Linked DNA regions of Homo sapiens: region 2 is linked to region 1. The links are chromatin contacts, found by Hi-C in ENCODE. All regions are on one chromosome and are shown on one strand. Each heading gives the region's core, a stretch centred on a gene start or an enhancer-like site at or near the end of the contact. The rest is flanking DNA. Distances are from core to core; before and after follow the strand shown. Region 1 holds the start of OAF (out at first homolog). Region 2 holds the start of ZNF202 (zinc finger protein 202).

What was found. A loop is a pair of places that touch in the nucleus more often than their neighbours do. Pooled maps may share reads with other maps.
Region 2: a loop to region 1 is called in a map of naive thymus-derived CD4-positive, alpha-beta T cell, with 9 times the contacts of the local background. The contact joins the promoter of ZNF202 here to the promoter of OAF in region 1. A Hi-C loop is called at or near these places in 1 of 168 maps with a recorded cell type or tissue (naive thymus-derived CD4-positive, alpha-beta T cell), 1 of 37 single-sample maps with no recorded cell type and 4 of 50 pooled maps.

The regions. Positions count from the first base shown.
Region 1 is chr11:120,209,585-120,212,458 of GRCh38, forward strand. OAF (out at first homolog) reads left to right here and starts at 1,448. Exons shown (of 4, transcript NM_178507.4): 1 at 1,448-1,926. The coding sequence starts at 1,696. RefSeq lists an enhancer at 201-742 and silencers at 1,076-1,335, 1,516-1,565, 1,656-1,765.
Region 2 is chr11:123,740,240-123,743,113 of GRCh38, forward strand. It overlaps ZNF202 (zinc finger protein 202), which reads right to left and starts at 1,421. Exons shown (of 9, transcript NM_003455.4): 1 at 1,310-1,421; 2 at 178-297. RefSeq lists enhancers at 807-1,016, 2,006-2,603 and silencers at 1,197-1,326, 1,367-1,416.

The sequences.
Region 1 (2,874 bases), core at 198-2,697:
CTGCCAAATACCTGCTGTCAACCACTTATGTCGAGCATCATGTGGGCCTTGTCAAAAATGCTAATCCTCAGTTCTTTTCCCTAGAATCTGATTCCATGGGTTTAGGGATTCGGGAATCTATTTTCTAACAAGCATCCAGGTGATTCTTCAGGAAAGGCAAATTTGGAAAAGGCTGACTTGGTAGTCTCTTAAATTCCCTTCAGTCCTAAATCTAGGCAGCAGAGAGCGGGTAGCGGGAAGGGCCCCTGGATGATAGCAAGAGGCCGATTCTAGCCGGACCCTGCAGTTCACATGGCCCTGTGCTGGGGAAGCCCTAGAAGGGAAGGAGGCTGCAGAGAAGGGAGTTTTCACCCATCAGTAATCAAGGTCCCAACAGAAGTGAAAATGGAAGTCAGGGAACAATTGGTTTTGAGCATCTTCGTGGGGCTTTTTCCCTTGCCTGGGACTGGCAGGACAGTGTAGGTCTGAGCAGCTTCCACGATACACACGGGGACACTTAAGCCCAAAGAATTTTTAAAACGTGCCTAAATTCCACAACTAATCAGAGGAGGCAGCAATCCAGATCTCCTGGTCTTCACCCTTCTTATTGTTGGGGTGCACCGCAGGGCACGCATGTTTCCTTGTGGCTTGTGGGAAAGCCACTGTCGTGGAGCGCCAGCGTCCCGAGTCCCTGGAAATTCTCCCAAGTGACCTGGAATCCAACATTTCCCTGGATTTTCATAGTCTATAATAGAGAGAAAGAACCGGGTCTGCGGTGGTGGGCAGGACTGAGGAAAGGCCGTGAATGCGGGAAGCACGGGAGGCAGGACTGAAAAGGAAAGAGGCACAGGGGCTCACAAAACCTGAGGGCCGCGTCCCAGTGGGTGACCTGACCCATCAAGGTCTAACACCTGGCCGTGGCAAAGCTGGGCGAGAACCCCCGATCCACCCTCCCAGTGTGGGGCAGGGAAAAGGCAGAGTGCAAAGCGAGGTCTGATTTTGCAGAAGCTTTTTAGAAATTCGCTGTCAGAGAAACTGAAAGACCAAACAAAACCCCTAAAAATCCAAGCCCGATTATTTCATCCACGTGGCACAAAAGCAAGCCAAAAAAAAAAAAGCGGGGGGGGGGGGTGGCGGTGCAGGGCGGGGGAAGAGTCACCCGTCCTGCCCCTGCTGGAAGGAAGGGATTTGCCCCGGGAGAGCAAACTTCTGACTCCGCCTGGGTCGCTGACTCCGCGCGGCCGGGCGGGAGGGAGGTCGAGGAGGCCGCTCGCACAAAGCCGCGGAGCCGCTGCCCCCTCTCCCCGCCCCCTGCCCGGCCAACGCCGAAGTGCGGAGAGCAGCCGCGGGCCCTTTAAGGGCCGCGAGGTGCGCGGTCTCTTTAAGGCGGGTCCTGGTGGTTTCTGTTTTCTGAAGGAAGTGACGGGGGGTGGGATTGAATGAAAAGTGCAAAACACAGGCTCGCAGCGCTGGAGCCCGGGGCCGCGGAGCCGGGCCGGGGCAGCGCCGTCTCCGCCTCGGGGCCGCCGGGGGCGCCCTGCTGAGCGCTACCCACGTGCGTCCGCGCCACCTCGCGGGCGACCCCGCGGCCAAGGCCCCCGGCGGAGCGGCTCCCGGGCGCCCCGAACTAGCCCCCAACTTTGGGCGAAGTTTGCCTGCGCCTCTCCCCGCCCCCACGCGGCGCGCCGGGGCCGCGGACGGCAGCGGCCCCCGGGGATGCGCCTTCCCGGGGTACCCCTGGCGCGCCCTGCGCTGCTGCTGCTGCTGCCGCTGCTCGCGCCGCTGCTGGGAACGGGTGCGCCGGCCGAGCTGCGGGTCCGCGTGCGGCTGCCGGACGGCCAGGTGACCGAGGAGAGCCTGCAGGCGGACAGCGACGCGGACAGCATCAGCCTCGAGCTGCGCAAGCCCGACGGCACCCTCGTCTCCTTCACCGCCGACTTCAAGAAGGTGAGGCGCCCTCACTCGCCGGGGTGGCACCTTCAAGCCTGAGCCCCCCGGGATCCCAGGCGCTCTCTTGCCTGCAGACGGAAAGACGGGCCCAGGAGGGAGACGCAGCTGGCCCAAGGTCACGCCGGGCTCTTCTCTACACCTCTTTGCCCACTCCCCAGGGCCCACCCCTTCATTCTCTCCAAAGAACCCCTCTGCTTCCCTTTCTCACTCCCTCCTCCAGCGCTCCCAGAGCCCCCCAGGTGCTAACCCTCCTCCAGAACTCCTACTAACGACTGGACTCCCTTCTTGGAGTCATTCCCCTGTGCTCTAGTGGGAAAGTCCTAGGCGAAGTGTTCTCGCTGTGGGCTCTCACTGTGGGTTCTCCCTGTGTGATCTAGAGCAAGCAAGCCTCTTTCCTCCTATGGGCCTGGCTTCTCACCCCTGTACAGGGCACTGAGGGGTCTGCGAGGCCTCCCAGCCCTGACATTTTGGAGTCCCTCTGTCACCTCTCCCTCTGTTTCACTTTTCTGGGGAGAGCTGGTTGCCCCTGGTCCCTCTCAAGCCGGGAGAAGCCCTGTCTCCTCTTTGGTCTGGAAGGCTGGGGCGCTTGCAGCAGGAGGATCCTGGAGAGAGACCCCAGCTGAGGCCCCCTCCCTCTGGGAGAAGTGCTGCCCTTCACTCTGCCTGGCAGAGAAGCGAGCCAACCCCCCTATTTTGGCCCAGATTAGGGTTAGGGAGTTAGAGACCAGCCCGGTGGGTGGGTGGGTGGGTGGGTGTGGGTGTGTGGGTGTGTGTCCCAGATTACGGTTTGGGAGTTAGAGACCAGCCCGCTCTTGGTGTGTGTGTGTCTGTGTTGGAGGGAATAAGAAGGGCCTTGCACCCAGGGGGCTGGGGGATTATCAGGAAATGGGCCTGGATGGTGAGTGACTAACAGTGACCCAGCAGCAGGAAAGCTGGAGGAAAAGA
Region 2 (2,874 bases), core at 171-2,670, 3.5 Mb after region 1:
AGAAAGGGTGAAAGATTATGAATCCCAGGCGTTTGGTCCTAGGAGGAAAAATTCCTGTCCTCTCTCCAACCCTGCCCACCCTCTTATGCTAGATAGTAACAGCAGAAAGTTATCCCAGACTGCTCCGCGTTCACACGCTTCCCACCAACAAACCTCCTCCCAAGGCTATCCCACAACCTTTCTGAAGTAGCTTCCTGGATCAAGCCCCACGGGGCAGCTTGGAAGAGAAGCTGGGAGGGATGAGGGGCTCCACTAGCATTCCTTGTGGCTTCTGAGTGTAGCTGCCCTGGGTGTCACCTGCAGAGCGTGGATAGAGAAAAAGCAACAGTTCTAAGCCCAGCCTCTAATTGAGAGCCTGGGATCTAGCGCTGCTCCCCAGGACCAAGGTTGTTCAAGAAAGGCTGGGTCTAAGAGTCTCCCTCTGGGGAGGTCAGTACAGATTCCAAGGCAGACAGGGTTATCAAAGCGCCTAGAAGATGAGAACATTCATTGTTCAGAAAAACAAAAATTAGACTGACACCTTTCTGAAGGAACACAGCCTATCCATGGCACAAAAACAAATTTTTAATCAAGACACTCAAGAAGTAGGTATACTCCTGCTAAAAGTAACGCAGGTGCTGAGAAGAGGTGCCAAAACTGGCTGTTAGGAGTGGGAGGAGAGGAAAGTTGCAAGTGGAGACAGCAGCTACTGGCTTGAGGGGACCTCAGGGTCTGTCACAGTGGCAGCTGAAAAGCCTCTGGCCAAATGGACGCCAAGGACTACTATCATCACAGGTGACAAGATCACGGGTGAGTGTATCTGGGTGTGTGCTGGGGGGCTGAGGGGGGCTTGGTGGTGTAAGGAGATGGGGCTAGCCGGGGCAAGGAGCCCGCGGAGATGATCTTAAGCAATCTGAGAGGAGGGGTAAGAAAAAGCTGCGGAAAATAAAGGGGCCTAGACCACTCCTCCCTCGGTTCCGGGGGGACAGTTGGCGCGGAAGCGTTAGGAGGTACGAGGTACGGACTAACTACATTTCTGCAGGCCCCAGGAGGGGGCGGAGGGCGGTGGCTGGAAAGGAAAGGAAGCCGGGAGCGCCATCCGTGTCCCCGGAGATACTGGCTCCGGCCACCAGGAAACACAGAGACCACAACGTCTCGGCACCCTCAGTACACCGCCGCCACCCCTTCCCCAGGACACGGCGATTTCCCCAGACTCTGGGGGGCGGGGTCTCCGGTCCCTCCCCCTCCTCCCCGCCCTGCCCGGCTCTGCCCGATCTGGTCCGGCCCGGTCCAGCCCGGCCCGGCCCAGCCCAGCCCACTCAGGACTCACGGCTCCGACAGCTCCGGCGGCTCCTCCCCTGCCCCGGCTTCTCTCCCACCCACTCCCGACCGAAACAGCGCCGCCGGATCCGAGCCGCGCGGGGCCTAGCGGGTCGGAACACGTGGGGCCTTTGCGCCCGGAACCGGAAGCGATCGCTCGCCCCGCCTTCTCGCCGAGTAGGAGCCTTTCTAGGCTGTGGGAGGTTTGATCCTCTCTATGCGCCCTCCGCGGGTTGCGGCTCAGTGCTCCCCAAGGACCCAGTGCGAAGAAGCCTCGGACCCCACAGCTGCCGTCCGCGACCCCTAACTCCACTCTGCAGCGAATAAATTAACATCTTGGGCCTTTCATTTACAGGCATACCTTCTGCAAGGGTTTTCTTTTTCTTTTCTTTTTTCTTTTCTGTTTTTGATCTTTTGTGTGTTTGTTTTCATTTGGATACCTCTACGTGTTTTTCTTGATTTTTTTTTCTTTGCATTGTCCGCTGCAACATGGTAGAAAAGGGCAGCGTTAGGTTTGAATACTGGCTCTTGCAGTCACCATCAGCAGCAGGGCCTCGGCCGAATCTCTCCATCTTTGAACCCTATTGTGCATCATATAAAACGGGCATAATAATACCGTTACTCTGAGGACTAAATGATACATTGCACATGAACTGAATGGAACATCAGAAGCTCAGAAAGAAAATAGTTATGGTATCACTGTTCTTTCTTTTCCTTTGAGTGTTGCTTCGTATTTCTTTACTTTCAGGCTGTCTTCCCTGATCTCATTTGTTCATTTTTGTCCGTTCGGTGACCTTTCTGCCCATACTTGACATTTTCCTTTGCTCTCTGTCCCTTTTACCCTGTAAGTCACCACTCTCCACGTGCCATGTGCCACTTCCTTTTCATGGGACACATTGCTGGGATCTGTTTACTGGGTTTGAACCAAAGGATTAGTTACTTTTGGTGGAGTGGCAGTGTATTAGCGAAACAGAACTAATAGGTGTGAACCCAGAAGGCAGGACAACTCAAAGCGGGGAGGGGGCTTCCAGGTCATAGGTAGATAAGACACAAATGGTTGCATTGAGTTGCTGATTAGCCTCTCCGGAAGGAGGCAATCAGATATGCATTTATCTCAGTGAGCAGAGAGGTGACTTTGAATAGAAGGGGAGGCAGGTTTGCCCTAAGCAGTTCCCAGCATGAATTTTCCCTTTAGTGATTTTGGGGGCCCCAAATCACTTTCCTTTCACACGGGGTATGTATAAACATATAAAAGGAGATTTATTATAAGGAGTTGGCTTACATAATTATGGACGTTGAGAAGTCCCACCATCTGCTTACTGCAAGCTGGAGAAATAAGGAGGTTGGTGGTATAATTCAGTCTAAAGCTGAAGGCCTGAGAACTGGAAAGGGATTGAGGTGCTGGTGTCTGAAGGCCAGAGAGCAGGAGGAGATGATGTCCCAGCTCAAGAAGAGAGAGGTGAATTTACTTTTCCTCTGCCTTTTTATACTATTTGGGCCCTCAATGGATTGGATGGTGCCTACGCATAGTGGTGAGAGTGATTTTCTTTACTCAGTCTACTGATTCAAATGCTA